Regions from separate parts of the Homo sapiens genome. Here regions 1, 2 and 3 are each linked to region 4. Evidence: chromatin loops called from intact Hi-C (ENCODE). Cell type or tissue: right lobe of liver. All regions are shown on one strand.

Region 1 (8,000 bases), 77 kb after region 4:
AGCCCTCTATAATAGATATTCTATAAATATTTTAGAAACCAAAGTTTGAATCTATGTTGCCCCATAATCAGCCAGTGAAAGCCCATTGAGACAAATGGAACAATGAAGACTGAAATTTAAACTTTTGTTTCAATGTGGAAATTTTGCTATTTGGGCAATTTCACTCATTTAGAAAACAGACTGTAGTTGGTGTCCTTGTTAACCCCAAGTCTTTGCTTAATTATTATTCAGTGCTGCAGCTTATAGTATTAGCTGTGATTTGGGGCCTTAAGGAAGGGCTTAGATTGGCCACAGTCAGGACAAAGCAGCATGAAAAAAGCTGTGGCCAAAGAGAAGCCTGTTACCTGCCAGTGGCCAGAGGTGACCCTGGAAGCCAGCACAGCCGCTGCCCAGACAAGAACAACCAGGACGGCTGTGAGTATCCTGGTGGATGATGAGGGGAACCTGGTCAAAGACTAGACTTCTTCTTTTTTTTTTTTTTTTTTTTTGAGATGAAGTCTCACTCTGTTGCCCAGGCTGGAGTGCAGTGGCGCGATGTCGGCTCACTGCAATCTCTGCCTCCCGCGTTCAAGCGATTCTTCTGCCTCAGCATCCTGAGTAGCTAGGACTACAGGCATGCACCACCAAGCCTGGCTAATTTTTTGTATTTTTAGTAGAGATGGGGTTTCACTGTGTTAGCCAGGATGGTCTCGATCTCCTGACCTTGTGATCCACCCACCTCGGCCTCTCAAAGTGCTGGGATTACAGGCGTGAGCCACCGCGCCCAGCCCAAAGACTAGACTTCTAAAACATCATCTGGGCGGGGTGTGATGGCTCACTCTTGTAATCCCAGCACTTTGGGAGGCCAAGGCGGGCAGATCACCAGGTCAGGAGTTAGAGACCAGCCTGAACAACATGGTGAAACCCCAACTCTACTAAAAATACAAAAATTAGCCAGGTGTGGTGACGCACACCTCTAGTCCCAGCTACTCGGGAGGCTGAGGCAGGAGAATCGCTTGAACCCAGGAAAGGGAGGTTGCAGTGAGCTGAGATCACACCACTGCACTCCAGCCAGGGTGACAGAGTGAGACTCTGTCTCAAAAAAAAAAAAAAAAAAAGATTCTGGGACAAATGCCCATCAACGATAGACTGGATAAAGAAAATGTGGCACATATACACCATGGAATACTATACAGCCATAAAAAAGAATGAGTTCATGTCCTTTGCAGGGATACAGATGAAGCTGGAAACCATCATTCTCAGCAAACTAACACAGGAACAGAAAACCAAACACTGCATGTTCTCACTCATAAGTGGGAGTTGAACAATGAGAACACACGGACACAGGGAGGGGAACGTCACACACTGGGGCGTTCCCCCAGGGCAAGGTTGGGGGCAAGGGAAGGGATAGCATTAGGAGAAATACCTAATGTAGATGAGGAGTTGATGGGTGCAGCAAACCACCATGGCACATGTATACCTATGTAACAAACCTGCACGTTCTGCACATGTACCCAGAACTTAAAGTATTAAAAAAAAAAATGACTCCGAGAGACGAGAATTGAGGGGATAAGTGGTCAACAATAACAATACTAAACTCAGCCAAATTAACTGCTGTATTAAAAATTGGGTTTCAATAATAAAATGTGGCACATCAAACCAGCCTGCCCCTATAAAAATATCAGGTTGATCTATTCATCAAACAAATATTTTTGAACATATAGTCTATGCCCAGGCACTGCACAAAATCCATAGGTATAACATGATGAACAACATGGCTTCCTGCTAGGATCTTAAACACTCAGAGGGGACAACACACCTTACTGGCAATGGCAACATAGTTTTATTAGTTAGGGTATGTTCAGCAAAAAAAATCAATAGGTTTAATAAAATTAAACTTTACTTCTTTTGCACAAAAGTCCAGATAGACAGTCCCAGGCAACTATGTAGACTCCACAATCATCGGGACGATGGGCTTCTACTAAATTGTTGCTCTATCATCGACACATGGCTTCCACCTTGTGGAAGATTCCCAGTAATGGGAGATCTCTCAAGAACCCACAAAACATTCCCTGGTGCCCAGAGACCATCAATGCCAGGTTATCACAGTACCGGTGAGGTAAGGCGTTCCTACACCCTTGCTACTCCTACTTAGGTACTTTTACCAAATTCTGGAAGATTCAGAGTCAGCCAAGTATATTAACACAGGAAGGAGAAGCACACAGTAGAAAAATGGAGAAGTTGGCCATCTTCCTCCCAAACTGAAAGCTTCCCAGGAGAGAAGCCAATGTTAACTTTATGAAATTCAGAATGCTGGTTATTAAAGTTCTTGGAAATTTTAATTATTGAAATTGAGGCTCTTCTTGAGATTTAAAGTGATCAGAGGGCATTGGTCAAAAGAGTTATGGTACCCAATATCTCATTCATCAGTTCATTTCTTCTATTCAATTCAACAAGAATTTCTAGTATGTGTCCTGCATTGTTCTAAGTATTAAGGAATGATATGAAAGAAACAAATCTCACAGTTGATGTGCCAAGCCCCAAGTTTACAATCAAAATAAAGCCTAGAATCTTGAACAGAATTGGTAACTTAAAATAGTGCGGTGGTTGCTATAGAGTGTCGACCTTAAAGAGATTCAAGAAATATGGTTAAATATAGCATTTAGTCAAGCACAAATTTTAAGGATAGGCATCCAGGAACACAGATTCCAAAGAATGGAAGCCAGTGCTCCAAAGTGGAGAAGTTTTGGGGGTCATTTATATAAATAAGGTTTGGGAAGCTTAACAATGTTTCAACATTTTCCACACAAGGCTAGCACACAGTTACAGTAATCTGATTAATTGAGGTGGTGTTCTTTTTGGGAAAGGTATATTTAACATTCCACATTGAGGATATAACAATCATGGAGTCTTCCGCACCATCTGATCTGAGTTAGATGCAAGATAATAAAGGAGGAAAGGCTAGCCATCATCAGGAGGGGGAGGTCTTATGTCTGGCACCATTTAGTCTTTCCTAATTGATTTGCAGAACAAGAACAACGAGAAAGAATGAATCTATAACCTGAGAAGCAGAAATTGCAGCCACATGCATGTGCTCAGACCACACAGTCACATTTCCTTTAAGGCTCAACATAATTTTTAGGCTTCTAAAAATTATAATTAAGTTTGAATTATTTAGGTTTCATACAGCCATTTGAAATCACATCTATTAGAGGGACTTACAGAGGGACTTACGAAGTTCAAATGGAATTTAAGTAAATCATGTTTTAAAATGATACATTTTTTGAGAACTTATTACTGTCAGTCACTGAGCTAAGAAATGTATGGAATTAGGTCAGCCGATCGTCAAAACGACCCATTGAAATAGGAATTATTGTTGCTACACTATACAGATGAAAAAACTCAGATGGCTGGTTAAGTTACTGCCCCAAAGTCTTATATTTGGTAAGGAGGAAAGCCATGGATTGAAAGCTGGGTAGTGTGATTTAGGAACCTTTCAATACTAGCTGTTCCAAGGCAATCTTGTTTGCAGAGATGACAGCCTGTATTAGTCTGTTTTCACACTGCTGTAAAGAAATCCCCGAGACTGGGTAAATTATAAAGGAAAGAGGTTTAATTGACTCACAGTTCTGCACGACTGGTGAGGCCTCAGGAAACTTACAGTCGTGGTGGAAGGTGAAGGGGAAGCAAGGCACCTTCTTCACAAGGCAACAGGAGGGAGAATGAACGCAGGAGGAACTACCGAACACTTATAAAACCATCAGATCTTATGGGAACTCACTCACTATCACAAGAACAGCATGGGGGAAACTGCCCCTGTGATTCAATTACCTCCACCTGGTCTCTCCCTTGACACATGGGGATTATGGGGATTACAATTCAAGATAAGATTTTAGGTGGGGACACAGCCAAACTATATTATAGCCTGTTATTCGCAAGTAAACTCATACATCCAAAAACGTATTATTGTTTAGAAAATATTACAACCTACCTTTAAATTCTTAAAATATTCAAATACTTTCTATAAACTTGATACATCAATCTTGATATCGATTTTGAAATTTAAAGGTACCAGAATATGCCCCACAAAAAATATACCACTTTGACAAGAATTATTTTGAGTTATAGGCAACTGAGAACCAGGAGATGCAGGAAAAGCTTTTTACTTCCCCCTATCTAAAAGGAAAGTATAAAATTTTCCTTTTATAAAGGATATTTATATTTACAAAGGAAATTTCCATTGTAAAGATGTCTCCATACCAAGAAGAGAGGCTCCTGGAGACAACTCTTACCACCTGATATGGTTTGGCTGTGTCCCCACACAAATCTCATCTTGAATTGTAGTTCCCATAATCCCTGTGTGTCATGGAACGGACGAGGTGGGAGGCAATCTAATCATGGGGGTGGTTCCTCTCATGCTGTTCTCGTGAGAGTGAGTGAGTTCACGGGAGACCTGATGGTTGTATAAGGGGCTTTGCCCCCGTTTGCTCAGCACTTCTCCTGCTGCCGCCATGTGAAGAACGACGTGTTTGCTTCCCCTACCACCATGATTGTGAGTTTCCTGAGGCCTCCCCAGCCACGCTGAACTGTGAGTCAATTAGACCTTTTTCCTTTATTAATTACCCAGTCTCAGGTATGTCTTTATTAGCAGCGTGAGAACAAACTAATACACCACCTGAGAGGCTCTTCTCAGCATGACAAAACAACTTTTAGTTACCATGCATTTCCTTCACTCTCCTTCCCAGAACTTGCCCCTAACTCCAGCCCAAATCCCCCTTTCTTTTGTTTAGCCTAAAATGGTATATAAGTTTCAGTCATCTGGCCACCTCCTCGGGCCACATTTTTTCTTTGTGAACTCCTCCAAACTCTGCTATGTGTTACCTCATATAATGCTAATTTCAACATTTTAAAGGCAAAGGGTATGGACAACATTGATGCAAACTTGCACTCCTAGTGCCCTCTAGTGGATATAGTTGGTTTCAGTTATCACTTGGTAGGTTTTAGTGAAACTTTCCATAAAAAGGAATGCTCTGTCACTATACTCTCTCCTCTCTCCTTTCTCTTCCTCTATTTTTTGGTCTTGTCCATGTTCCCAAGATACACTGACAATGTTACTCAGTGTTAATGCTAATAAAACTCTATTTACAAAACAGGTGTTTATTTAGAAAAATAGCCGTACCCATTTATTTGTGTCTGGTGGTTTTTGTGCTGAAACAAAAGAGCTGAGTAGTTGCAACAAAGACTCTATGACCTGCAAGGCCTAAAATATGTATTATCTGTCATTTTACAAAAAAAGTTCACTAACCTCTAATCATGGGACATATCACTAGTTCTGAAAGATGCTTTGGCTAGGAAAGGCTATTCCCTAGTTGAATATGTTTGGGAAATCCTCCATTAACATATTAAGCAGTAAAGAAACCTCTTTAATTTTAATTCTATATTTATTTACTTAGTTTACTCTGGGAATTCTTTTTTTCACCTAAGACCTATTAATATCGTATTCAATGAAACGTATTTTGGGAAATATTACTTTATAATATTGTGTTTTCTTGGAGTCAACAATTCTGTTTTTCACAGTAGAAGAATTGCTTTCTAAAGAATAGCACTATGCTTAGCTTTCATTTATTAAATAACAATATTTTAAAAATCCATTTTCAGCTGGTTATTAAATAACAATATTTTAAAAATCCATTTTCAGCCGGGCGCAGTGGCTTGCGCCTGTAATCCCAGCACTTTGGGAGGCTGAGGCAGGTGGATCACCTGAGGCCAGGAGTTCGAGACCAGCCTGGCCAACATGGTGAAACCCTGTCTCTACTAAAAACACAAAAATTAACCTGGCGTGATGGCGCACACTTGTAATCCCAGCTACTTGGGAGGCTGAGGCAGGAGAATCACTTGAACCCTGGAGGCAGAAGTTGCAGTGAGCCCAGATTGTACCACTGCACTCCAGCCTAGGCAACGAGAGTGAAACTCTGCTTGAAACAAAAAAAAGGGGGAAAAAAAATTCATTTAATCTTGTTATTCTGGAATTTTTTTTTTCTGTTACACTGCTCTTTCTTTGTTATCTTCTGCTTTTTTTTTTTTTTTTTTTTTTTGAGACAGTCTTGCCCTGTTGCCCAGGCTGGAATGCAGTGGCGTGATCTCAGCTCACTGCAGCCTCTGCCTCCCGGGTTCCAGTGATTCTGCTGCCTCAGTCTCCTGGGTAGCTGGGATTACAGGCACATGCCACCAGGCCCAGCTAATTTTTGTATTTTTTGTAGAGACGGGGTTTCACCATGTTGGCCAGGCTGGTCTCAAACTCCTGAACTTAGGTGATCCGCCTGCCTCGGCCTCCCAAAGCACTGGGATTACAGGCATGAGCCACCATGCCTGGCCTGTTGTCTTCTTTATTCATTCATTTAGTTTTTGAGCATGGTCAATTTTTAAATGCTTAATTATGCACCTCGAATATTCAGAAGAAAATGCACTTCTAAAATGATTTTCCGTGATTATTAATGCAGGATTCCACAAAATATGGAAATTAAAAAAGAGTAGGAGTAGAAACTAGCCCTCCTTTTAATAGAAATTTCATACCGTGCCAAAAGCAGCTAGTTCACCTTTTAACAAATAATTAGGCCTAACTGTTGAGGGTTGAGTAAAGCAAAGTGAGTTTACAAAGGAGACTGAGGTAGGGCACGATGGCTCATGCCTGTAATCCCATGTAGGCCCATGCCTGGCCCAAATGGTGAAACCCCATCTCCACCAAAAATGCAAAACTTAGCTGACGTGGTGGCACATGCCTGTGAGAGAGGAGATAAAAAGAAACTAGTTAGGCAGATGGTTAGGGCAAAGAGTCCTTGGCAGAACTTCCCTTCTAACAAAAAGCAGCGCAAGAAATCACTTCTCTTCTAACAAAGAGCAGCCTGGAAGATCAGGCTGCAAACAAAGATAAGGAAGCAGCTCCGGCAAAGAAGGGGAGCTTCCTGGGTAATCAGTAAGCTTCACTTACATACGGTGGGTCCCAGTAAGCACATTCCTTTCCTGTTTTGGACATACTCAGATAAGGAAGCTGGAAGTTTGCATGGAATATGCCTGCAGCTGCACCGATAGGAAGGGTTACCTGGTGCCAGGCACGTCAACCACGGGGGCTTCACCTTCCCCTTTTTTTAAGCACATGCACAGTAGGAAAGAGATAAGCAACATGGAGTAGCTCAGGCCAAGGACCCGCCTACATAATAAAAGGTTGGGGTGGAGCTACCAGACATTCATGCTTTATGCAAATGAGATGCCCAGCCCTCAACAGTTTCTTATAATTCAACTGTAGAAGGGGCAACACTTTTTGGGACACCTCTCTGCAGCAGAGAGCTGTTCTCTTTCTTTCGCATATTAAACTTCTGCTCTAACCTCACCCTTGGTTTGTCCATGTCCTTGATTTCCTCAGCCATGAGATCAAGAACTTTGGGTGCCACCCAGGCAATGAGGCCATTTCACCTGTAGTCCCAGCTACTCTGGAAGCTGAGGTGGGAGGATTGCTTGAGCCCGGGAGGTTGAGGTTGCAGTGAGCCAAGATCATGCCACTGCACTCCAGCCTCAGCAACAGAGCAAAACCCTATCTTAAAAAAAAAAGGAGACTGAAACGAGTATCAGGAATGTTAGAGGAAAACCAGAAGTGTGCCCATCACACTTTTATTTCCATGCTTCCATAGAATCTTCAGTTAATAATCATGGAAAATCATCTTCAAAGTGCCTTTTCTGTGTCTGTTGTGACAGCCAAGATGAGAGTGTCCCTTTTTTCAACTGGAATATGGAGAAAAACAGAGAAGACAGGGCTGAACAATTTTACCGGCAACTCATTTTTATAAGAAAAAAATAATCTTGCAATAAAGCAGGGTGGAGGTAAAATATTCAGCATCAATTTCTGTATCTGCTAATCTTGGTTGGCTGAAAAGTAGCAAAGGCTAAAATTAGTTGTATATATAAGTTTTGATCATAAGATAAATTACTGGAACACAGTATTACTACAGTACCATCTTGCAAATAGT
Region 2 (8,000 bases), 57 kb after region 4:
AAGTCCCAAGCCACTTAAAATTTTTGGAACATGAGGTTGTATGAACCAGAATTCATATGATTCACCTGGTGAGATATATGTGATGTGCTATCAGAAAGAAGGTAATGCCCAGAGAGAACACAAAGTCATAAAAAAAAAATCCTGATTTCTATGTCCTCTTATGTCACAGGGATGAGCTTTGAACAAAGCTTTGTTCCTTCCCATTGAGCTAGAGGAATCTTCCTGTGGATAGAATCTGTGATTCTATGAGTCAGGCAGTTCTCAAACTCCTCTGTGTAACCTGTAACTGAAGAATAAGGAGGTTCATAAATTTGGAAAGGAGAGCTTAATTTCTCAGCAAGACTTGCAGCCTGTATGGTGGCAATTCTGACAGGCTGGGAAGCACAGCCTTCAGTCAGAAGCCAGAAACAGACACTTTGAGGGAGGGGGAAGGGGAACAGGAATTTATGCAAGCAGGGTGGACAATTAGCCATAGATAAATATATCTTAGTTCTTCAGGTAATTCTGATATGAATACCCCCCACATTTAAAAAGCTGTAGGAGGAGTCATGAATATTTATGAGAGGAGAAACGTGCATGTGCAGCTGAGCTTCATGCCCCTTCATGGGTCCCAAAAAATGTCGGCATTGGCACGATCCGATCTTGGCCCTCTAACATCAAAAAGTAAAGTAGAGGACACAAAAACCCTCACTATGCATCCTCTGTGGACTGGCCAGAACCAATCTGTGGTAGGTGGTCTATCATTAGGAAGGAAGCCTGATTGGTTGTGGTGTCAACACTGCAAAAGGGAAGGGCAGCATCTGGCTGTTGGCTGATATCTGCAGTGGTGTCTTTCAGAAAGGCTGGTTTCTGGCCAGTCAAGGTGGCTCACACCTGTAATTTGAGCACTTGGAGAGGCTGAGCAAGAAGGATGGCTCGGGCCTAGGAGTTTGAGACTAGCCTGGGCAACATGGCAAGACCCTGTCTTGTATTTTTTAAAAACTTTAAATAAATACATAAAAATTTAAACATTTTTTAAAAATTAAAAACCAAAAAGGCTAGTTTCTGTTTAGCCATCAGGGAAGAAAGCCCTAATGACGTCAGCAAGGAAGGAGGTATAATGAGGGATGTTCAATCTCTCATCTCATCATGGCTAGGAACTCAGCTTCCAAGCTTTCTCTGGGGTCCCCTTGGGCAAGTGGGGGATCCATTCAGTTGGTGAGTGGGCCTAGAATTTTGTTTCTATTTCTGAAACCTGAGAGTGGTCCCAGACTTTTGGGAGAGAGGGTCCTGGTACCCACCATAATAAAATTCAAATTCTGAACTAATTGTGGTCTTATCCGCCTGTCCCAGGGGCAGTGTGGGCCAGGCACTCTCAGGCCCCGCTTAGGCTGAGCTCCTATTCTATGACTTCATTTTCTCAGCAGGTGAAGCGGGGGCTTGCCCCAGGAGCCAACAGAAAATCATCATGGTGAGGTGGGAAGCACGAGGACTGGAATCAGCAGATCTGAATTCTAAACTTGGTTGGCTACTGACAACCTGTATGACCTTAGACACTTAGCTCTAGGAGTCATTTAATAATAACTAAAAGTATCTATCATATATTAAGAGCCTATATGTGCCAGAGCCTATATTAAATACCTTACATATTTTAATTTATACATGTAAAATAATAAAATATATGTTAAATAATTCTCACAACAACCTAAATGAAGTCTAATATATCAATTTTTATTCTCATAGCATTTTATTTGCTAGAACAAATGAATACATTTAGCTCTATTTGGTCTATAAAATATTTGGAGAAAGCTAAAGTCTTTAAGTATTTTATTTTAGACAATAGAATATAAAAACTTAGTTGATGTCATTACTGGAAAATTATCCAAATATCAAAGATTTTCTCACATAAATCAGTGGATTACTTATTCATACAGTTAAATTCCAGTAAATACAATAAGAAGACAACATCTTCAAGGGTCAGAATAGGGTTTGATGTGTGACAAAATATAATTCAAGTTTATTTCACTAAAAAAAAAAGGTCAATTAGAAAGCTTAGTGGGACAATCAGAAGGGTAGCAAGCTCTGATCAAGGGATAGCAGAGCGTTGTCTCTAAAATGGTGTAATTTTTGTTTTCATTTTGCCAGCAAATGAATGTTGTCAGGGTTCCCTGCGATGGGGAAATTAGGTTAAATTTTGAAAATCAAACTGTTAAAATCCATCATGCTATGCAAGTCCAGACTGCTGAGAAAAATGACTAAACTACAGAAAGTTTTTTTCAGTGAATGGTTGAGAATGTGGGGTTAGAAAGGCAGTTATCCCGTTCCTCACTCATCATTAAGGGTCGTGTCAACACTCCTATAACAAAAGACAGTTAACAAGAGAAAAGCACAACAAATTTACTTAAAGTTTTACATGACATGGGAGCCTTCGGAAATGAAGACTCAAAGACCCAGAGAAAACTGTCTGTTTTTTTGCTTAGGTTTGATGAAGAATGGACAGCTGTGCGAAATGTGGTTAGACAAAAGGTGTGATCTAATGGTAATAGACTCAGGGGGACCCAGCAAGACTGATGCAGATTCTTCTTGGCCTCTCTGTGGGGCATTCCTTTCCTCTGGGTATAGGACAGGACACTTGTCACATGAGGGTCTTCATGGGCAAAGGGAGATTAGAGTGACCTTTCTAGGTTTTATGACTTGCTGTGGGTAACAGCAGTTCTAGTTTCTATGACTCCCCTTGGGAAAGGGGAATATTGCCTTCTGTGACTCCCCTTGGGAAAGGGGAATATTGCCTTCTATAACTCACTTGGTGGGAAAAGGAGGGGAGAAAGATGGGAGGCCAGGAAAAGATCAGAAAGACCTTCTTTTGAGACCTCCCAATCTCCTTTAGTTCAAAGTACTCAGCATGCCAAGACACCATACTTTGGGTATTGTGTTCTGAGCCTCAACAAGGACATGTGGCAAATCACATGTCCATCTGGAGGATCAGGATGTATTTTCTGGAAAATATAATTTTAGCAATATATTTGGGAATTTAACATAAATATGTTGCTGTGTAATTAACTATAATAAATATATAATAAATGTAATAAATGAATTCAGCTAACTTAATGCAGTCTCCTTAACCTCACAATGCATTTTGAAGAATAGGAAAATAATTTTAGATTCTTAGGCCCTTTTAGAAACGTCTTAGGCCTTTTTATACTTCTCATTGTTTTCAATATTTTGTTTCACTTTATTTTTATTTATTTTTTTTGAGACGGAGTCTCACTCTGTCACCCAGGCTGGAGTGCAGTGGCACGATCTCGGCTCACTGCAAGCTCCACCTCCCGGGTTCACGCCATTCTCCTGGCTCAGCCTCCTGAGTAGCTGGAACTACAGGTGCCCACCACCACACCTGGCTAATTTTTTGTATTTTTAGTAGAGACGGATTTCACCATGGTCTCGATCTCCTGACCTCGTGATCCACCTGCCTTGGCCTCCCAAAGTGCTGGGATTACAGGCGTGAGCCACCACGCCCAGCCTGTTTTCAAAATTTTAAATCAGTCCACAAAAGTAAATATAATTAGATATTTATCATCTTGTATTTAATTAGAAAATTTAAATATATGTAGATTAAGGACTTGCCCAAGGAGTGAATGGGAAGGCTGGATCGTGGATTTGTCTTCTGATAATATGATACTCTTTAGAATATTGCTTAAACATGTAAAGCAGAATCTGCAATCAAAGTAAATAATTATCCAGAGCCGACTTTGGATCACATTACAGATATTGACTCCTTTGTACCCTTTGGCTTTTTATAAACACAGCTTTAAACACAAGGTGAGTTACAACTCAAGGTGAATTTATATGAGTGAGTTGAGTCACTTTACCTCTCATTTGCCTTTCCTTGCTAGCAACCTTAAGACAGGATCTGTGTCTCTGTGAACCTAGGGGAAAAAAGGACCAGGCACAGTGGCTTATGCCTGTAATCCCAGGACTTTGGGAGGCTGAGGTGGGAGAATGGCTTGAGCCAAGGAATTTGAGACCAGCCTGGGCAACCTAGTGAGACCGTGTCTCTATTAAACTAAAAAAAAAAAAAAAAAAAAAAAATATGTATAAAAGAATCTATACATAGGCAAGGTGGAATGATTAAACTGGGGAAAGCAAACTATTGTACTCGCAAAAGAAGCTGAGGCAGGAAAATGTAGGAAGTTTCCCCATTGCAGATTGTGATGGTTAATACTGAGTGCCAACTTGATTGGATTGAAGGATACAAAGTATTGATCCTGGGTGTGTCTGTGAGGGTGTTGCCAAAAGAGATTAACATTTGAGTCAGTGGGCTCGGGGAGGCAGATCCACCCTTAGTCTGGTGCACACAATCGAATCAGCTGCCAGCGAATACAAAGCAGGCAGAAAAACATGAAAAGGAGAGACTGGCCTAGTCAGTGACTAGAAGAACAACGCCTAGTGGGCCTATTTGGATTTTTGGAAACAAGACATTCCTCATTTGGGTGTGTTACTCTGGCCCATTTATCGAGTGACCCAAAAGGCTGCTAGTTTTGAGTGGGGTCCAGAACAGGAGAAGGCTCTGCAACAGGTCCAGGCTGCTGTGCAAGCTGCTCTGCCACTTGGGCCATGTGACCCAGTAGATCCAATGGTGCTTCAGGTGTCAGCGGCAGATAGCGATGCTGTTTGGAGCCTTTGGCAGGCCTCCATAGGTGAATCACAGTGGAGGCCTCTAGGATTTTGGAGCAAGGCCCTGCCATCTTCTGCAGATAACTACTCTCCTTTTGAGAGACAGCTCTTGGTCTGTTACTGGGCTTTGGTGGAAACTGAATGTTTGGCCGGGCATGGCGGCTCATGCCTGTAATCCCAGCACTTTCGGAGGCTGAGACGGGCGGATCACAAGGTCAGGAGATTGAGACCATCCTGGCTAACATGGTGAAACCCCATCTCTACTAAAAATACAAAAAAAAAAATCAGCTGGGCGTGGTAGCAGGCGCCTGTAGTCCCAGCTATTTGGGAGGCTGAGGCAGGAGAATGGCATGAACCCAGGAGGCGGAGCTTGCAGTGAGCCGAGATCTCGCCACTGCACTCCAGCCTGGGCGACAGAGCGAGACTCCGTCTCAAAAAAAAAAAAAAAGAAAGAAACTGAATGTTTCACTATGGGTCATCAAGTCACCATGTGACCTGAACTGCCCGTCATGAACTGGGTGCTTTGTGACCCATCTAGCCATAAAGTGGGTTGTGCACAGCAGCATTCCATCATCAAATGGAAGTGGTATATATGTAACTGGTCTCCAGCAGGTCCCAAAGGCACAAGTAAGTTACATGAGAAGGTGGCTCAAATCCCCATGGTCTCCACTCCTGCCACCCTGCCTTCTCTTCCCCAGTCTGAACTGATGGCCTCATGGGGAGTTCCCTATGATCAGGTGACAGAGGAAGAGAAAACTAGGGCCTGGTTCACAGATGGTTCTGTACGATATGCAGGTACCACCCAAAAGTGGACAGCTGCAGCACTACAGCCCCTTTCTAGGACATCCCTGAAGGACAGCGGTGAAGGGAAATCTTCCTGGGGGCAGAACTTTGAGCAGTACACCTGGTTGTGCACTTTACATGGAAGGAGAAATGGCAAAGGAGATTAACATTTGAGTCAGTGGGCTGGGGGAGGCAGATCCACCCTTAATCTGGTGGGCACAATCTAATCAGCTGCCAACAAATATAAAGCAGGCAGAAAAACGTGAAAAGGAGAAGACGAGTCTAGGTTCCCAGCCTACATCTTTCATTCTGGATGCTTCCTGCCCTTGAACATTGGACTCCAAGTTCTTCAGTTTTGGGACTCAGACTGGCTCTCCTTGCTCCTCTCAGCTTGCAGAAAGCCTATTGTGGGACCTTGTTATCGTGTATGTTAATACTTAATAAACTCCCCTTTATATATCTACATCTGTATGTATATAAACACACACATATATAGATATATATATATCCTATTAGTTCTGTCCCTCCAAGAGAACACTGACTAATTCACAGATCAATGAGAAATACAACTAATTATCTTTAAAATGTTTGTACAGGGCCGGGCGTGGTGGCTCATGCCTGTAATCCCAGCACCTTGGGAGCTTTAGATGGGAGGACTGCTTGAGCCCAGTAGTTCAAGATGAGCCTAGGCAACATAGCAAGATCCTGTCTCTATTTGTTTCTAAAAAAGTTTGTGCAATAAATCAACAATTATTATTTACTTTAAATGGAACCATCCATTTATTACATAAAGCAAGGCAAGTCTATAGCTCCAAACCACACTCTATTATTTATACCCATTTTGAAAAGATTTTGTTTTCAAAGTCTTTTTACGTCCTTCTTGATATTGTAGGAAAAGGGGTGGTGAAGAACAGCCTCAGAGTTACTCCAAAATATTCCAGCCTTTGGCCCTCTGCTGTGCAGTTCTGGAGTCTCAATGTTTGTTCATACAGAGGTGATTAGGCCCAGAGAATATTGTGTTACAACATGCAGGCTCAAACTGGACTAACTTGATACAGAAAGCTAATTTCAACACTTACAGTTAGAAATATCTCTTTTCACTGGGAATCTACTTGGAAAATGCAATTGAGATGGTTTTTAAAAATGGAATCAGAACCCAAAACGAATTGAGATGGTTTTTTAAAATGGAATCGGAAATGTCTAGTTTCTATTCAATACTTTTAGTGTTTTAAACTGCTATTTCTATTTTTCTGATCACATACTCAGCTGCCTAATTGTTTCACAATGGTAATACCAATTATCCTCTTGTCTTCCAGAAAGAACACAGGGCTGTTGTCCCTACCCTGGGGAGCAGGCAGGTTAACATTAAAAGAAACTTCCAGATCCTCTTCATCCATTTCTCTTAAAGCCCAGATCCTGTTGCCAGTTCTATGAAACCAACAACATGCATTTTCTTTTTTCAGTCCCACCCAAAACACCAAAATCCCAAAATCTTTTCCATGTTAAATGCCACTTCACCATACAAAGCATGGGGAAGGGAGGGATTTGAAGGAAAAACAGAAAATTCCTATTCTGAAGATACTAGAGAAAAATGGAGAAGATAAGAGTCTCCCATCTTCCGTCTCAAGGTTGGCATTGGGGGAAAGAGATGAAGGGAGTAGAGGGAAGAACAGTTCCCTGTCCCAGCCCCACTATCCAATTCTCTCTTGCCTCTTTTCCCCATCTGTTCTCTTTGACCACCCTCATTGCCTTTATTCAATTTTCCTTTGCAGTATTCTCCCCCTTCAGAGAGCTGCAGTGGTCTAAGCTAAGCAATTCTTTAAATCTCTCTTCCTCCATAAATACATAATCACTGAGAGCCTAACACAATAAGATGAACTAATAGCTGCTTATCACTATCAACATCACCACCACCAGCAACAAAGCACCTCTGCTCTGTATGGCCTGTGGACGAAGCCCAGCCGGTGAAGTTCCACTGCTGTGAGAATGCACTGCCTGGTATTGCTGTCAGAGTGTTTTGACTCTCTTCTCCTCTATGTCACTGCACTTCTTTTCTCCTCCTTTATTTCTGGATGTCCCCTAGATGTCCTTTTTTAGCCTTCCCTCCACATTCTCCCCCTCACCTCTACCTTCCTTTTTCTGAGAACATTCATTCTCCCTGCTTCTGCTCCTTGGCCACAGTGGATTGGTCAGGGGTGCAGACTTACCTCAGGTGAGGCCAGTGTGGCCCATTCCTGGGATCTGAGATCTTGGTATCAAGAAAGAATCATATACAGAATCTAGAGGTTCTAGAATCAACATGATGGTATAATCAGATAGGTACAGAGAATCATATAGAATGTGTATAGATATATAGAATATAGATATGTAGACTCATATAGAAACTATAAAATGTAAGGGGTTTGGAGCTGTTGATAGCCATGTTTCCAATTACTTCTGATTAGAACTGATTGGGTTTTCTCACTCGCAACAAAAAGAATACAAATAAATGCTTCCCTCATGCCAGCCCCTAAACACAGCTTCAATAAATACCAGCCAGATCATGTTTTATTTCAAGGCTCCAT
Region 3 (8,000 bases), 240 kb after region 4:
CAGATGTGGATTGTTACAGATTGGGAACGGATGTGGGTTACAGATTGGGAATGGATGTGGATTACAGATTGGGAATGGCTGGAAATTTTTTACCATAACTAGGGGCAAGGAGGCAAGGAAGATAGGCTTTGAAAATAGAGGACAATGGATCTTTGAAGAGGAACTCAATGTTTCCTACTACTTCCCCCTCTTGATTTTCATAATTCTTCCTCTTCAAACTCTTTAACATGTCTTGACTCTGCTGTTCTGCTTGGTTTTCTAAAAGTAGGAGTTTATCTGAGTAAGGTGGGGGAGAATTAAAGGTTTTGGTGAGAGCTGTTTCTATAAGTCTCTGCACCAATCCATGAATACAGGGTATGATGCAGCATCCTACAAGAATAAGTACACCTATAACAATTGCAAGAGGTAAGGCCTTGTAATGCCTTTGTAATTGTTCCACTGGGGGCTATGTTATTAGGGATGGAATAAGGACAGGACAGACTGGTTGGTAAGCTCTTGGAAGGGGTTAAGCTCACTGCATCCCATTACGTCTCCAAGGAATGCTAAGTTTTCCTCCTGTCATGAGAGACAGGAGGTAAAATTGGCATCAGGAGACAGAGGCTGGATGGCCCTCGGAGGCTGACCCACAGGGTGTCAGACTTTAGGGAGTAGCAGAGAAAGAGATCAGCAGAATTCATTACCCCAGGCTGTGGGGTCTTGGAAGAGAGCTACCATAAAGCTCATGCCCTGTCGAATGGAAGACCATCCAAGTGGTCACTGGGTATGGAAGGGATAAAGGAGGTATAGGAGGGTTAAATTGTTATTAGCTTTAGTTTGGTAGGACTCTCCTCCGGAACAATGGCCCATGACTCTGGAAGTGGTGACACCTTCTTGACTTGGGTATGATGAGTCCATCCTCTTTCTGCTGTTTGGACTGCAGTCTCAGTGGTTACAAGCACTAGGTAGGGTGCTTCCCAAGCTGGTTCTAGTTTTCCTTCTTTCCAACTTTTGATGAGGACATAACCCCCAGGCTGATGCTGGTGTGCTGGGAACTCTAAGGGTGGCACCTGTGCTAAAAGACCTTTAGTTCTGAGAGAAGAGAAAGTGGAAGATAGACCGAGTATATAATTTCTGAGAAACTGATCTTTTGTTTCAAACATAGGAATGTCAGCAGTGGAGTGTAAATAGGGCAGCCCATATAGCATCTCATAAGGGGATAAACCAACATCTTTCTGAGGGGCAGTTCAGATTCTTAACAAGGCAATGAGTAGGCATCTAGTCCATGGCAACTGAGTCTTTTAAGACTAATTTGGTTAAGTGACTCTATTTTCTCCACTCTTCCCCAATGAAGGTGGGTGCCAGGGAGTATGGTATTCCCATGTTATGTCTAGTGCTTGGGTTAATTTCTTAATGACATGCACAGTGAAATAAGTCCCATTATCTGAACCAATATTTTCTGTTAGTCCATACCTGGGTATAATATTTTCAATCAATGCTTTGACTACATTATTAAGTTGCACTTGAAAAGGGAATAGCTTCCACCCAGTGAGTAAGGTGATCTACTATCACTAATAAGCACTTTAGGCGAATGAATGAGGGCATTTCAGTGTAATCAACTTGGACACTTTGGAATGGTCTTAATCCTGGACTTCTTCACCAAGGGGTGGTTTTCTAAGGGTCTACTTATTAGTCTTTTTGCATATTAGGCAACTATCTGTAACTTGTCTTGCCAGAGTATAAATTCTTATACATCCATAAACCCTGAGAACTGCATCACACATAGCTTGAGGTCCCGTTTTGATGCAAGTGAGATAAGACTTCTCTCATGAGGGGTTTGGATAACATTTATCTTTGGTCTGGTAGCACCCATTTCCCTTCTGAATTTTCTTTGGCACCTATTTTCATTGATTTCTCCCTTTCAGTGGAAGAGAAGATGGGGACTGGTCAGGGGAGGAAGACAAGGGATTAGGTGAAAAGTGGGTGTTTCAGAGGAAATGGCAGCTTGTTTGGCTATTTGATCTGCAAGGTTATTCCCTCGACTTTCAAAAGAAAGACCTTTTTGGTGTCCTGGGATATGGACAATAGCTGTCTCTTCTGGCAGCTGGAGGTTATCTAATACTTGAGTGATTAATTGCTTGTGGACAAGGTCTTGGCCTTTGCTATTGAGACCTCGTTCAGTCCAAATTTTCCACAGGTGTGAGCTACCCCGCCTCCAAGGCATACTTGGAATCAGTATAAATAGTCCCTTCCTGGTTTTGCAAGTGTTTCAAAGCCTGATTTAATGCAAACAATTCACAAGTTTGGGTGGACGAATTGTTAGCCAATCTTCCTGACTATATTTCTGCAAGAGCTTCCCCATCAACTACTGAATACCCATTATGTCTCTTTCCTTCAATTACCCAGGAAGGGCCATCTATAAATAAATGCTGTCCTGTTTTGAAAGGGGTCTCTCTTAAATTGGGCCTGACTTTTGTGTGATAATCAATTAAATCTAAACACTGATGCTCAGGTCCTTTTAGATTTGGATTTCCTGTTAGAAAACCTGCTGAGTTAAGTGAGTTATCAGTGGTTAGTGTTAAATCATCTCTTTCTAATAGGATAGCTTCATACGCTAAAATCCTTGAGTCAGTGAGCCACCATCCTGCTTTCTGGTTTAAAATAGCTCTAACTTGATGGAGTGTGCTTACAACCAAAATTCCCCCAAAAATTAGCTTTCTGCTTTCTTCAGTTAACAAAGCAGTGGCTGCAATAGATTGAACACATTCGGGCCATCCACAGGTTACGGGGTCTAAAACCTTTGATAGAAAGGCTACAGGTTGCCAGTGGCCCCCATGTTCTTGGGTAAGTACCCCTAAAGCTACCCCCTTGTTTACATTAACAAAGAGGTAAAATGGCTTTTCTAGGAGTTCCTGCTTAGTTTTAGGCAAAGTTAGGGATACAATTCCTTCAACTCGCTCAGGTCCTATCCTTCGTTTGTCCTTACTTATTAAGTGCCCTAAGTATTTAACTTCAGGCTCTACAAATTGGAGTTTTCCCTTTGAAACCTGTAAGCCTTTTTATCCGAAATGGTTAAGGAGGCCAATGGAGAGTAATTTCAGTGGGCCTTATCCTTTGGAGCCCCCTGCTGGAAGGTGGATAACATAATACTTGCTTTTTGTTTTTGCTTACGTATACTTTCTGAGCTTCCCTAAGGAGTTCATTCATGGGACGGTCTTTTCAATTCTCTATCTTTTGTCTTTAGCATTCCCTGCCCAAGGGGATCTTCATATTTTCCCAGTGAGCTGCATTGTTATTGTCCCACTGGGGGTCTTAGGCGGATAATTTTTGGTCTGCGGCGGGAACATTTTGATGTGAGAATGTTCGTGTTCCCAAATTACCATAGCAGCTCTACAGATTATTCTCCTTTCTTCCCCTGAAAAGAGGATGCCCATGATGGACATTAATTCAGCCCAAGTATATAATTGGAGTCCTAAAAATTGGTCAATTTTATCTGCCACTCCATAAGGGTCATCTAACAGTGGCTTGACTTTTTTTTCAAATTTCAAACTTCTGAGCTGGTTAAAGGGACATTCACAAAGCCAATGGCTCCCCCTCCTATGGGCACCTCTCTTAAGGGGAGGAATGTTGGAGCTGATTCCCTAGAGGTAGAGGGGAAAGGGAAGTTCTGAATATCCTTTTTACATTGCTCTACCTCACGTTGAAATCCTTTTAGGGAAGGGTACTTAGGAGCAGGCTCATGCAATGATAGTTCCCAAAAGTCAGGGTCATAAGGAGGAGGAACAACGTGAGTAAGGGAAGGATCTGGGGCAGTAGTGGCTGTCTGAGGGGGAGGGAAGTTAGGATCAGGGGCATTAAGCAGGGGAAGGTGGTCTACAGGATCCCATACTCTGGTGGACTGTTTGGAGGTAAGGACCCTATTCTTTTCTGAGGAGTTGGTTTCTGACTTACTTCCTGTAGTTTTTAGGGGATAAAGGAAGACTGGGGGTTTCCCATCCTGGAGATTTGACCTGAGGCCCAATCCCTCATCCTAGAGATTTCTTACCTTTCCTTTCTCTAAAGGCTCAACCCCCCTTACTGGAGATTTCTTGCCTTTCCTTTCTCTAAAGGCTCAACCTCCCTTACTGGAGATTTCTTGCCTTTATCCCGACCACCAAGGAAATACTGTGTCGCCCCCCACGACGTTTCTTACCTTGGTCTGTGCACAGAGTTACCTGGTTGCTGCAGTATGTGAGGATCCTTTCTGCCCACATTGCTGAGTGTCCAGATTTATTCATCACACCGGGTAGGGCCCAATTCCTTACCCTGAGGCCACCACAACAAGGCAGTGGGATGCTTCTCCTCATGGGAGGGGACTGAAGACCCTTTCCCAGAGGAGAATGGGAATCCCAGATGAGCCCGGGAAATAAGAGCTCGGAGTCACAAAGAAAATGAGCACTCAAATGAAGGATTTCTCAGCAAGGCAAATTTACCTCTGCAGAAGCGCTGCTCGTTCTTCTGGTCACTGCAAGAATACACCAAATGAAGAAGGGAATGGGTTTTTATCCCTAACACAGTCAGTCCCTACTACTGTGTCCAGTCTGCATTGGCTGGGGTGGGACCACACAATCTAAGCTGATCCCATTTGGCTACTTCAAAATGGAACAGGGGTGGGAGCTACAGCAGAGGAAAGAGCAGTTTCGGAACTAAGGGTGCCAAATAAGGAACAGGTGTGGGTTGTTACAGATTGGGAATGGCTGTGGGTTACAGATTGGGAACAGATGTGGATTACAGATTGGGAATGGATGTGGGTTACAGATTGGGAACAGCTGAAAATTGTTTACCATAACTAGTGGCAAGGAGGCAAGGAAATTAGGCTCTGAAAATAGAGGACAAGCAGAACCTTTGAAGAGGAACTCACTGTTTCCAACATCGGGAGGCTGAGGCAGGAGAATCGCTTGAACTCAGGAGGCAGAGGCTGCAGTGAGCTGAGATCATGCCACTGCACTCCAGCCTGGGTGACAGAGTGAGACTCTGTCTCAAAAAAAAAAAAAAAAAAAAAAAAAGCAAACTTGCAGAATATGACGCTAAAGTTTTATGGGACCTTTAATTTTGTATCCACCTTCTCAGTATATTTGATATACTGGCTTCACATGGATACTTCACCTTTTTCAAGGATCAATTTCATTAGCATCAGTAGCCACTCTCTTTTTTATTTATTTTAACTTTCATTTTAGTGTCAAGGGTACATATGCAGGTTAGTTATATGGGTACATTGCATGTCTCAGGGGTTTGGAGTACAGATTATTTCATCACCCAGGTAATAAGCATGCTATCTGATAGGCACTTTTTCAGTCCTCACCCTCCTCCCACTCTCTGCCCTAAAGCAGGCCCCAGTGTCTGTAGTTCCATTTTTTGTGTCCATGTGTATTCTGTGTTTAGCTCCCACTTACTACTTTCATTTAACTCAACTTTGAAGCAATCTGCCAGCTCAGAAGTGATTCTTGCCTGAACAGAATTCCACTGGATAAGACCTACTCCAAGCATGAATACATAGTGAATGTTGACCAGCTATTGTTGGATATTGGCAGCAATAAATGATGTCATGTTTTTTCTCCAAGAGGGAAAGGAGAATGTTATCGGAGGAAGCATCCATAACAGGAAACTGGCATGATCTGTTTTCTAATGTCAATATGAGTCATATATTTATTTATTTATTCTTTTATTTATTTTGAGATGGAGTCTTGCTCTGTTGCCCAGGCTAGAGTGCAGTGGTGTGATCTCGGCTCACTGCAACATCCACCTCCCGGGTTCAAGCAACTCTCCTGCCTCAGCCTTCTGAGTAGCTGGGATTACAGGTGCCCACCACCATGCCCAGCTAATTTTTGTTTTTTTTTTTTTACTAGAGATAGGGTTTTGCCATGTTGGCCAGGCTGGTCTTGAACTCCTGACCTCAAATGATCCACCCCCCTTGGCCTCCCAAAGTGTTGGGATTATAGGCATGAGCCACTGTGCCTGGCATAGATTTATTTTTTTGAGCAGATTACATGTTTCTCTGAAATGAGGAAATGTTTTCTGTGATAATGATAGTGATCATGTAAAAGAATGGCCTGATCTAAAGGAATCACCGTTTTGTCCAAACAGGTGGTTACTGGGAACAGAATGTAAAAATAATTTGCTCACTGTTGTATCTCCAGCAATTGATACAATGCTTGGTAAAAAGCAGATCCTCAAAAAAAAAAAAAAAAAAAAAAAAAAACAACTTTAGAAAGTAAATAAAGAAAGGGGGAAGAGAGGAAAGCCAAGAGAATGAGGAAAGAAGTTTCAAGAACATCAGATAAAAGCCCAAATATTGATGCAGGAGAGGATCTCCAAAATCTATGTCCAACTTCCTTATTTTAGATATAGGAACTGCAGACACAGAGGAGTTCACTAACTTCCCAGGGTTATAATATCTCAGGCTAGATGGTTACTGTGTCATTCCCAGATGTTAGGATTTTGGACTGGTGTGTGTGTGTGCGTGCGTGCACACACGAGAGTGACTGTTGCCCAAGATGGAGTGCAGCCTAAGTAATTTTTGTGTTTTTGTAGAGACAAGGTATCCTCCCCCTGTTGCCCAGGCTGGTATTGAACCCCTGGGCTCAAGTCATCCACCAGCCTTGGCCTCCCAAAATGCTGGGATTACAGGCATGAGCCACTGCACCTGGCCAGGACTTTGGACTTCAGTCTTCTTAATGTAACACTAGTGGAGCTACAGGAAGTATCATCAAAGGAAGACCCTGGGATCTTGCACTCTGACTCCAGATTAGCATGCTGAGATTGGAGGAAGCTTGAGAAGTCTTAGCCACAGACTTGGAAGAAACTCTGGGATTTAAATGAGAGAGCAAAAGCAAGACATAGTGGAGCAATTTAATTCTAAACACCAGACTAAAACTGAGCAAATCCACAGGTGCTGTTATTTCCTTACTGTCAATGGTCTATACTTCTCTACACACATGCACCATTGTCCCCTCTTGCTAACAATCTGGGTTAGACTGCAGTAGTTAAAACTCAGGGACAAAAATTAGCTCTCTCAGAGATTATAATTTGCCAGTAGAATTCAGAGACTGTGATGGCACAGATGATAGTGGCTTCTCTCGACATCTGTACTGGGGCATGTGAATAGATGTAATCCTTGGAATACAGCAAAAAGTTCTGCAGCCAATCATTGGAAAAAGTGGAGTTACACAGATTTCTTCACGGTGAGACTTTATAAGGCCTTTAACAAACTAATATGAGTTTTGAATCTCAAAAAGGCAAATTGGTTCGTAGACTTTCCAAACTTTTTTGACCCGTACACTCCCTACTTTGATTTTGAGGACTTATTTTCCAAGGGACTATACTTCCCCAATGGTTGTTCTTTTTTTTGTTTTTAAACTGTGATTTCATATCATAAACCAGTTCACACATACTTCTAAAGGTAAAACTAAGACAAAGGTTTCATAAAATATTACGTACTTTTTCTTTTTTTTGAGATGGAGTCTCACTCTATTGCCCAGGCTGCAGTGCAGTGGTGCGATCTCGGCTCACTGCAACCTCCGCCTCCCGAGTTGAGGTGATTCTCCTGCCTCAGCCTGCCGAGTAGCTGGGACTACAGGTGTGTGCCACCATGCCCGGCTAATATTTTCTTTTTTTTTTTTTGAGATGGAGTTTTGCTCTTGCTGCCCAGGCTGGAGTGCAATGGCGCAATCTCGGCTCACCGCAACCTCCGCCTCCTAGGTTCAAGTGATTCTCCTGCCTCAGCCTCCCGAGTAGCTGCAATTACAGGCATGCGCCACCATGCCCAGCTAATTTTTTGTATTTTCTTTTTAGTAGAGATGGGGTTTCTCCATGTTGGTCAGGCTGGTCTCGAACTCCTGACCTCAGGTGATCTGCCCTCCTCGGCCTCCCAAGGTGCTGGGATTATAGGCAGGAGACACCGTGCCCAGCCTATCTCAAGGTTTTGAGTGTTTTGAAGGCCAGGACTATGTCTTATTCTTCTTGGTATCACCAGCACCTAGTATAAT
Region 4 (8,000 bases):
AGCTAAGACTATAGGCATGCACCACCATGCTCAGCTAAGTATTTTATTTTTTGTAGAGATGGGGTCTTCCTATGTTGCCCAGGCTGGTCTCAAATTCCTAGGCTCAAGAGATCCTCCCACCTAGGCCTCCCAAAGCGCTGGGATTACAGGCATGAGCCACCACACCCAGCCAGAATCTTATTTTTATTTATGTATTTATTAATTTATTTTGAGACAGAGTTTCACTCTGTTGCCCAGGCTGGAGTGCAGTGGCGCAATCTCAGCTCACTGCAACCTCTGCCTCCCGGGTTCAAGTGATTCTCCTTCCTCAGCCTCCCAAGTAGCTGGGATTATAGGCACACACCACCATACCTGGCTAATTTTTGCATTTTTAGTGGAGATGGGGTTTCACCATGTTGTCCAGGCTGGTCTCAAACTCCTGGCCTCAGATGATCCACTGCCTCGGCCTCCCAAAGTGCTGGGATTACAGACGTGAGCCACCTCACCCAGCCTCTATTTTTAATAGGATAAATTTTCATGAAGACCTTATACTGTATACCCTTTATACACATTTCCACTATTTGCTATAGCTTTTCATAATTTCAGGAAAATGCTAAATAAGTTAAGCTTTATTGTTTCTTATCATTTACATTTAAAGCACATTAATTTACAGAAATGATACATTTTGCTCCAAAAAATATTTTTTGTGCATCTGAGGAAAGGGAAATGCTTATTTTTATAAAGAGAAGGCACAGTACTGAAGAATATTTCAAACTTCTTTTCAATGCTTCTAACTCCCTGCTTTCCTTGAGACAAAGACAGACTTACCTGTTTGGAGATAGAGGGGGCAAATAATGGGTTCATGTTTGGTTCTCTCTCACTCTTGCTGCAGACTCATTTCTCTTCTAGCTCACTGCCAAGCCATGAACAGTGAGCTACACAGTGAGTGTACCAGGGAAGGGCCTAGGGCTGCTGCCAGGAGCTCAAAGCACTGTGCAGTGGGTAGGTCTTGAGGCAAGCTAGGATTTTCCATATGACTGGAGAGACAAGTATCTTAATCTCAAATCAGGTTGAATGGGTGCAAAAGCTCTAGATTTGTGGTAGGACAGGAATTTAGGAAGATCGAATCCAACTCAGCATACTTATGTTTGGGGATAATTATTTGATGTTGTTCTCAGCCTGTTAAATATAGTGAACTCCATGTTCCTCTTCAAAGAATCAGTATGTCAGTATGTTCAGTTCTCTTACTCTGTGTTCTCCATTTTAAAGTTTAACTTTCTGGTTCTCTTCGCCCCCTTGCCTCTAGCTTCAGTAAACAACTTTCCTGCCAGTTCTAATCAGTAGTTCACATCTGTTCCCCTGGTCACCGGCTTTAACCTGAGTCACCCCTGGTCACCTGCTCTGTCCTGACTCATCCTGAGTCACCCGTTCTGTAACCGCCTTTCCCGCCAAACTACTCACCCCGCCACTCTGGCTCGTACCCCTGCTCTCTTTAAAATAGCCAATGGGAATTACCTTAGACTGTGTGGTCTAACCCTAGCCAATAAGGGAACGACACAGCAGTAGGAGCTACCTGTGTCAGGAATAAAAACCCCTTCTCCTCCCTTGTTCAGGTGTGCTCTTGCCATTGCTCCATCCGCCAGTCATGCCCTTCTATAGAAGTAAAAATTGCCTTGCTGAGAAAATTAACTTTATGTGAGAGTGCTATTTCTTTGGCAGCACCGAAAATTTATTTATAACAAGCCTCATAGGGCTCTATGTCATTTTTTTTCCAAATTTATTAGAAGGCCCGAAGAAGTATATTTATGTTGGCACAGGCCCACCCCAACCCCTACACAATCACCAAATCACCCACTTCATAGTCTTGAAGAGTCCAAATTAAAAGACTACTGGAAATTATATCTCTGCATTTAACCTTAAATAATACTGGCCAAGGGGGGAAGAACAGATTACTGAAATTCTGAGTAAGCATCTAAATTCAACACTAGATGTCTCTATCCTGATATTTTGAATTATATGTAAAACCTTTTTTTTCTGTTTTATATTCTTCCTAAAAAAAAATAGTAATAAATGCCAGATATTTCACCCTAGATTATCATTAGCCAGATGACTTTTTTTTGGAACGCTTCTCCTTGCCATTCGTCTAGTCTCTGAGAACATAAAGTCTGAATCACTGCAACCATGTAATGTTTTGGAGCAAGGGTTCTCAATCTTGGTTACACATTAAAATAACTTGGCAAACTTTTAGGAAATACTGTGCCTGATTCTCCCCCAAAGATCGGATTTAAATGGTAGATGGTAGAGTCTGGACAGAAATATTTGTTTAAAGTTCTGTAAACCAAAATTAAATTTCTAAGACCCCTCTCCCACCCCCAACTATCTGAATGTGATACGGCTCCGTTGTCTGGAGAAACATCCAGGGTCCTTTGTCTCTCACCAAGAAAATTAGTGACATGGACACACATGGAGTGGTTTCAAGAAGTGGAAAGTTTAATAGGCAAGAAAGAAGAAAACTGCTCCCCTGTACAGAGGGAGGGGGGCTCCGAACGGAAAAACCCCACGTGCAGCGGAAAGCAGTCAGTTATATTGGGAGGCTGGAGGAGGCAGTGTCTGATTTGCATAGGGCCCAGGGGATTGGTTTGACCAGGTGTGTCATTCAGGTAGCCCGTGAAAAAACTGGCCCTGCCACCCTAGCCTTTCATATGCAAATGCGGTTTGCCATGATGTCCTGCACACGTGGCTTTATCTGGAGGTTGCCATGACACCTGGCACACATGGTGACAAGATAAAGAGGGCAGGAGACACCATGTTGAATGTACCTGGCTTCTAGCCGCCAGCATTTGCATATCAGTGTTTGCTAGTCTGGTTTTTTAAGTCGCTTTCTGTTAGAAAAAAAATGCTTTTGGGGTTGCTTTTCATTAAAGGAAAATTCCACTGAGAACTTTCACCCTTTCTGGCTGCCTAAAAATTATTTCTAAATAACTCCCATACTATTTCCACCATCTGGGGAAGTAAATCTAACTGCTGTTAGGGGGTGTTGGATGACAATTCTTTCTGGCTACTTCCTGCTGAAAAAGGGGCATCCTGTGAGGGACAGCAGTTGGGCCTCCTCCTGAGGTTGATGTAAGGGTTCTCAGAAGAATGGCGTGTCCATGTGAGGTTCTGTCTGCAACACCATTTGGAGTTTGATTGCTTCTAGATGAAAAGAGATGCATTTTATAAGAAGGTTTAAAATGTAGAGTTAGAACATGAATATTAAGATTACCACTGTTGGCTGGATGCAGTGGCTCACACCTGTAATCCCGGCACTTTGGGAGGCCAAGGCGGGCAGATCACCTGAGGTCAGGAGTTCGAGACCACCCTGGCCAACATGGAGAAACCCTGTCTCTACCAAAAATACAAAAAAAAAAAAAAAAAAAAAAATTAGCCGGGCATGGTGGTATGCACCTGAAGTCCCAGCTACTCAGGAGAATTGCTTGATCCCAGGAGGCAGAGGCAGTGAGCTGAGATCATGCAACTGCACTCCAACCTGGGTGACAGGACAAGAATCTGTCTCAAAACAAAAACAAAAACAAGATGACCACTGTTAGTGGAAGTCTTATAGACCCTAACTATGACAGTAGAGTTTGATACCTGTTACACCAATGGGTTGTAATACTGGCTTGCCTCCACTAGATGGCGCTGTACATTACCAGAAACATTAATATAAAAGTAACATTTTCCTTGAGAAAAGCATACATTTCCCCCTTGACTTGCCAGTAGAGAACAATTTTAGGCTTAGACCATTTTGTAACTTGCAATATGATTGGGAGAAATACGTTATTGGGTGGCTACGATAACTTTAGTGTTAATCTTGATAATTCCTTTCCTTTAATTACTAAACTCTTTCATGACTGAATTTCACAGACCCTCTTACAACATACTCAAACTTTCTGACCTGTTCTAAACACCCTTCCTTTAAACAACCAGTTATTTTCAGCTGCAGTGAGGGTCTGACTTAGGAGCAACATAACACCCCTCCATGTGAGGTCAAATACCTGAGTTAAATTTTGGAAAGTTTCTATATACCTATCAGGGTCTTTAGAAAATCAGCCTAAGTCTCCCTTTATTTGCCTAAGGTCCTGTAATAAGAAGGGAACTTGAAGGGGCCCCAAATAAGGGGGATCCTCAGATGATTCCCCTGGAAGTTGCTTCTCTAATTTGGGGGAATTAATCTCTTTGGGCCTGCCCAATATGACTGCTAAAAGAGCTGGGTTGATCTTACAACACTTGTAAAGGTTTAGTAAAAATGTCATTCTCTTGTGCAAAAAAAAAAAAAAAAGCCACTTTTCTCTTCAAAGTTCTGAGGTTAAAGAAGTTCCAGTGTTTCAGAGTGCACTCCAGAGGGGTGCAAGATGAAGATAATCTGTTACCCATCTAGAAAAAGAAGTGAGAGAAGGCATCCCTGTAGTCTCCTTCCTTTCTGTAAGTGACCCAGGGTGGAGAAGAAGACAGTGGGAGCATCCCCTCAACTATTTTCCCTCCCTGGTTCCTGGGTCCCGGCACCCTTTTAAATGTGCTGCCCATGGTTGTAGGCATGACCCTCCAAGCCATGGCACCAGAGAAACTAAGCTTTGGGGGCTAGTCATGCTCACCCTGGTAGCTCTAGTCCTCTGCTTACGATTTCCCTTTGACTTTCTAGACTTGTGTGACCTGCGTGCCTCCCTAAAAAAAATGCATCTTGGGAAAGGCAAGGCCCCTCTAATGGAGGGAATGTGGTAGATTGCCTGCTATTATGGCCTGTGCTAAAGCATTTACCCTGAGAAAAATGGTTCCAGTTAACTTCTGGACTTAAAATCCCTTTACTAATTAAGTACTGTCTTAATCAGAGACAGAGTAGTTGCCTTAAGGGGCCATGGGGACCTAATGGGGATTTCCCTGCTGATGGGACAGTACTGGGACCACAATTTGGCTGCGGAGGACATATTACTCCTAATTGTTGAAGGCAGAATTTTCTCATTCACAGGAGCAGCATGAAGCCTGGTTTCCAGTAGAAAGGTGCAAAAAGGAAAAATTGGGAAGCTGCAGTGTACCACAGAGGACCAGCAATGTGTCTTATAAAGAGGATCTCTATTTCCACTATGTAACACTGTTGGCTTAGAAATACCATGTGCTGGGCCAGACACGGTGGCTCACACCTGTAATCCCAGCACTTTGGGAGACCGAGGTGGGTGGATCACCTGAGGTCGGGAGTTCAAGACCAGCCTGGCCAACGTGGAGAAACCTTGTCTCTACTAAAAATACAAAATTAGCCAGGCATGGTGGCACCTGCCTGTAATCCCAGCTACTTGGGAGGCTGAGGCAGGAGAATTGCTTGAACCTGGGAGGCGGAGGTTGTGGTGAGCCGAGATTGCGCCATTGCACTCCAGCCTGGGCAACAAGAGCGAAACCCTATCTCCAAAAAAAAAAAAGAAGAGAGAGAGAAAGAAAAAAAGAAATACCATGAGGAATATTAGCAAAAAACAAATATTAGCGAGGAATATTAGCGAAAAAAAGAAATACCATGAGGAATATTAGTGAGTGACCTCACTGTGGGGGAAGGGGAGACCTCTGTTCCTAGATTACAACAGCATTTCCCTGAGCTATATCCATGGTTATTATAGCATTTCCTGATTTTGCCTAACGGATTACTTCTTCCCTAGGCTGTAAAAATTACCACACATTTGACACACAGAGAGAATAAGAGATATAACGACCGCTGATAGAAAAAGAAGGAAAGTTTTGGCCTGGCGTGGTGGCTCACGCCTGTAATCCCAGCACTTTGGGAGGCCGAGGCGGGTGGAACACCTGAGGTCAGGAGTACAAGACTAGCCTGGCCAACATGGAGAAACCCTGTCTCTACTAAAACTGCAAAAATTAGCCAGGCATGGTGGCCGGCCCCTGTAGTCCCAGCTACTCGGGAGGCTGAGTCAGGAGAATCACTTGAACCTGGGAGGCGGAGGTTGCAGTGAGCCGAGATCTCGCCATTGTACTCCAGCCTGGGCAATAAGAGTGAAACTCTGTCTCAAAAAAAAGGAAAAGAAAAAGAAGAAAAGTTTTGCAATAGGATAGCTGGGGATCTTTTACCAACACCCAGAGCAGGCTGTCAGAGGCTGGGTCCAGTCCAGAAGCCTTTGAATAACACCAGGGTGTGCCCCAGCCAGAAACTCTCAGTTATTTCAGAACCTTTCCTGGCCTCGCACAATGGCAAAGTTTCCCTATGAATAAAAACTGGTTTGAAGGATGGCCAACATTCCCAATAACCTATGGGTATTGGGGGGTTCTCCATGTCCTCCCCAGCAAGTCTGACATTCTTTAAGTCTTATAAGAATGTCAGCCACAATAAGGATATCTAGACAGCTGACAGATGCCCATTAATTGATCTGATTTAAAAATAGAGGCCAAGAGCCTCGGAATGATGGGATCGATTTTGAGTTTGCTCCTCTACTCACCGCTCCAATGAATGTTGTACCTTGGATTCCCAGCCAATGCACCAACATGACATGGCTCCATTGTCTGGAGAAACACCCAGGGTCCTTGGTCTTGCACCGAGAAAATTAGTGACACAGACACAGGTGGAGTGGATTTAAGGAGCAGAAAGTGTAATAGGCAAAAAAGAAGAAAACAGCTCCCCTGTACAGAGGGAAGGGGGGCCTCTGAATGGAAAAAAAACCCACGTGCAGCAAAAAGCAGTTGGTTATATTGGGAGGCTGGAGGAGACAGTGTCTGATTTGCACAGGGCCCAGGGGATTGGTTTGACCAGGTGTGTCATTCATGTAGCCAGCGAAAAAACTGGCCCTCCCGTCCCAGCCTTTTAATATGGATATGTGCGTCGCCATGATGTCCTGCACATGTGCTTTATCTGGAGGCTGCCGTGACACCTGGCACACATGGTGACAAGGAAAAGAGGGCGGGAGACACTATATTGAACGTACCCGCCTTCCAGCCACCAGCATGTGCATATCAATGCTTGCCGGTTTGGTTTTTCAAGCCACTTTCTGTTAGAAAAGAAATGTTTTGGGGGTTGCTTTTCATTAAAAGAAAACTCTACTGAAAACTTTCACCCTTTCTAGCTGCCTAAATATGATTTCTTAATAACTCCTGTATTAGACGGACCCCTCCTCTCTGCCAAGGATATTCCAAAGTTAACCTGCAGTACTAGTTTAGACCATGATGAGAAGGGGGTAGTCAGACATGCCTCGTTATACGCTCTTCCCTTTTGGAATTCAAGAAAAGCTGACCAGCATTAACATCAACACAGACCTTAAGTCTGATAAGAAACATTTACAATTTATTCGCCCTGGAGCCTGCTACCAGAGGCTTCATCTGCATGATAAAACTTTGGTCTCCACAAATCCTGATCATCGTAACCTAGACATTCCTTTCTATTGACTCTAGGTTGTTAGAAAATAATGAACTCTTTCAAACAATCACCAACCAGAAAATTTTTAAATCTACCTGTAATCTGGAAGCCCCCGACTACCTTGCTTCAAGTGCCGCGCCTTTCCAGATTGAACCAATGTACATATTACATTGTAATATTACAGGTTATATTGATGTGCATGTCTCTCTAAAAAGTATAAAAGCAAGCTGTACCCCAGCCACCTTGGGCACATGTCATCGGGACCTCTTGAGGCCTTGTCACGGGCGTATCCTTAACCTTGGCAAAATAAACTTTCTAAGTTGATTGAGACCTGTCTCAGATACTTTTGAGTTCACAGTTCATTGGGTGGCTCTGATGTGAAGCAAAGATTGAAACCCTCAAAGTTGGTGGTAAACGGCTTCTAAACTTAACTATACATTCTAATCACCAATGAGGTCCTCAACAGACCTACCGTAAGATTGGAAAAACCCTGTACTACACTCACACTCAATACACTTCTGTGACCAGATGTGTGGAGTTTTCCCCACACTGATCAGTTCTCTGACACCAACTGGGTGTCCTACAATGCAATTCAGTTCTGACACTAACTGGAATCTGTGCAGACCCCACAGGTTAAGGG

What was found. A loop is a pair of places that touch in the nucleus more often than their neighbours do. Peaks named below come from ENCODE experiments on the same cell type or tissue, not always from the same donor. Only the 100,000 strongest peaks of a DNase experiment are listed, where the experiment ranks them.
Region 1: a loop joins it to region 4, with 5 times the contacts of the local background. A loop is called at or near these places in 51 of 110 quality-filtered maps.
Region 2: a loop joins it to region 4, with 4 times the contacts of the local background. A loop is called at or near these places in 45 of 110 quality-filtered maps.
Region 3: a loop joins it to region 4, with 2.9 times the contacts of the local background. A loop is called at or near these places in 64 of 110 quality-filtered maps.

Annotation. Positions count from the first base shown.
Region 1 is chr18:31,814,878-31,822,877 of GRCh38, forward strand. No RefSeq gene overlaps it. Among named protein-coding and RNA genes, the nearest start is that of SLC25A52, 58 kb to the left of the region's middle. RefSeq lists an enhancer at 4,535-5,035. In right lobe of liver, a CTCF peak has its summit at 4,942 (motif pointing left); no DNase peak of the experiment used is centred here.
Region 2 is chr18:31,794,851-31,802,850 of GRCh38, forward strand. No RefSeq gene overlaps it. Among named protein-coding and RNA genes, the nearest start is that of SLC25A52, 38 kb to the left of the region's middle. In right lobe of liver, no CTCF peak of the experiment used is centred here; a DNase peak (open chromatin) is centred at 4,621; H3K27ac peaks cover 1,250 bases.
Region 3 is chr18:31,974,369-31,982,368 of GRCh38, forward strand. No RefSeq gene overlaps it. Among named protein-coding and RNA genes, the nearest start is that of TRAPPC8, 35 kb to the left of the region's middle. In right lobe of liver, a CTCF peak has its summit at 3,097 (motif pointing left); no DNase peak of the experiment used is centred here.
Region 4 is chr18:31,737,691-31,745,690 of GRCh38, forward strand. No RefSeq gene overlaps it. Among named protein-coding and RNA genes, the nearest start is that of SLC25A52, 19 kb to the right of the region's middle. RefSeq lists an enhancer at 568-1,767. In right lobe of liver, a CTCF peak has its summit at 3,655 (motif pointing right); DNase peaks (open chromatin) are centred at 931, 1,381, 2,671 and 3,651; H3K27ac peaks cover 2,057 bases.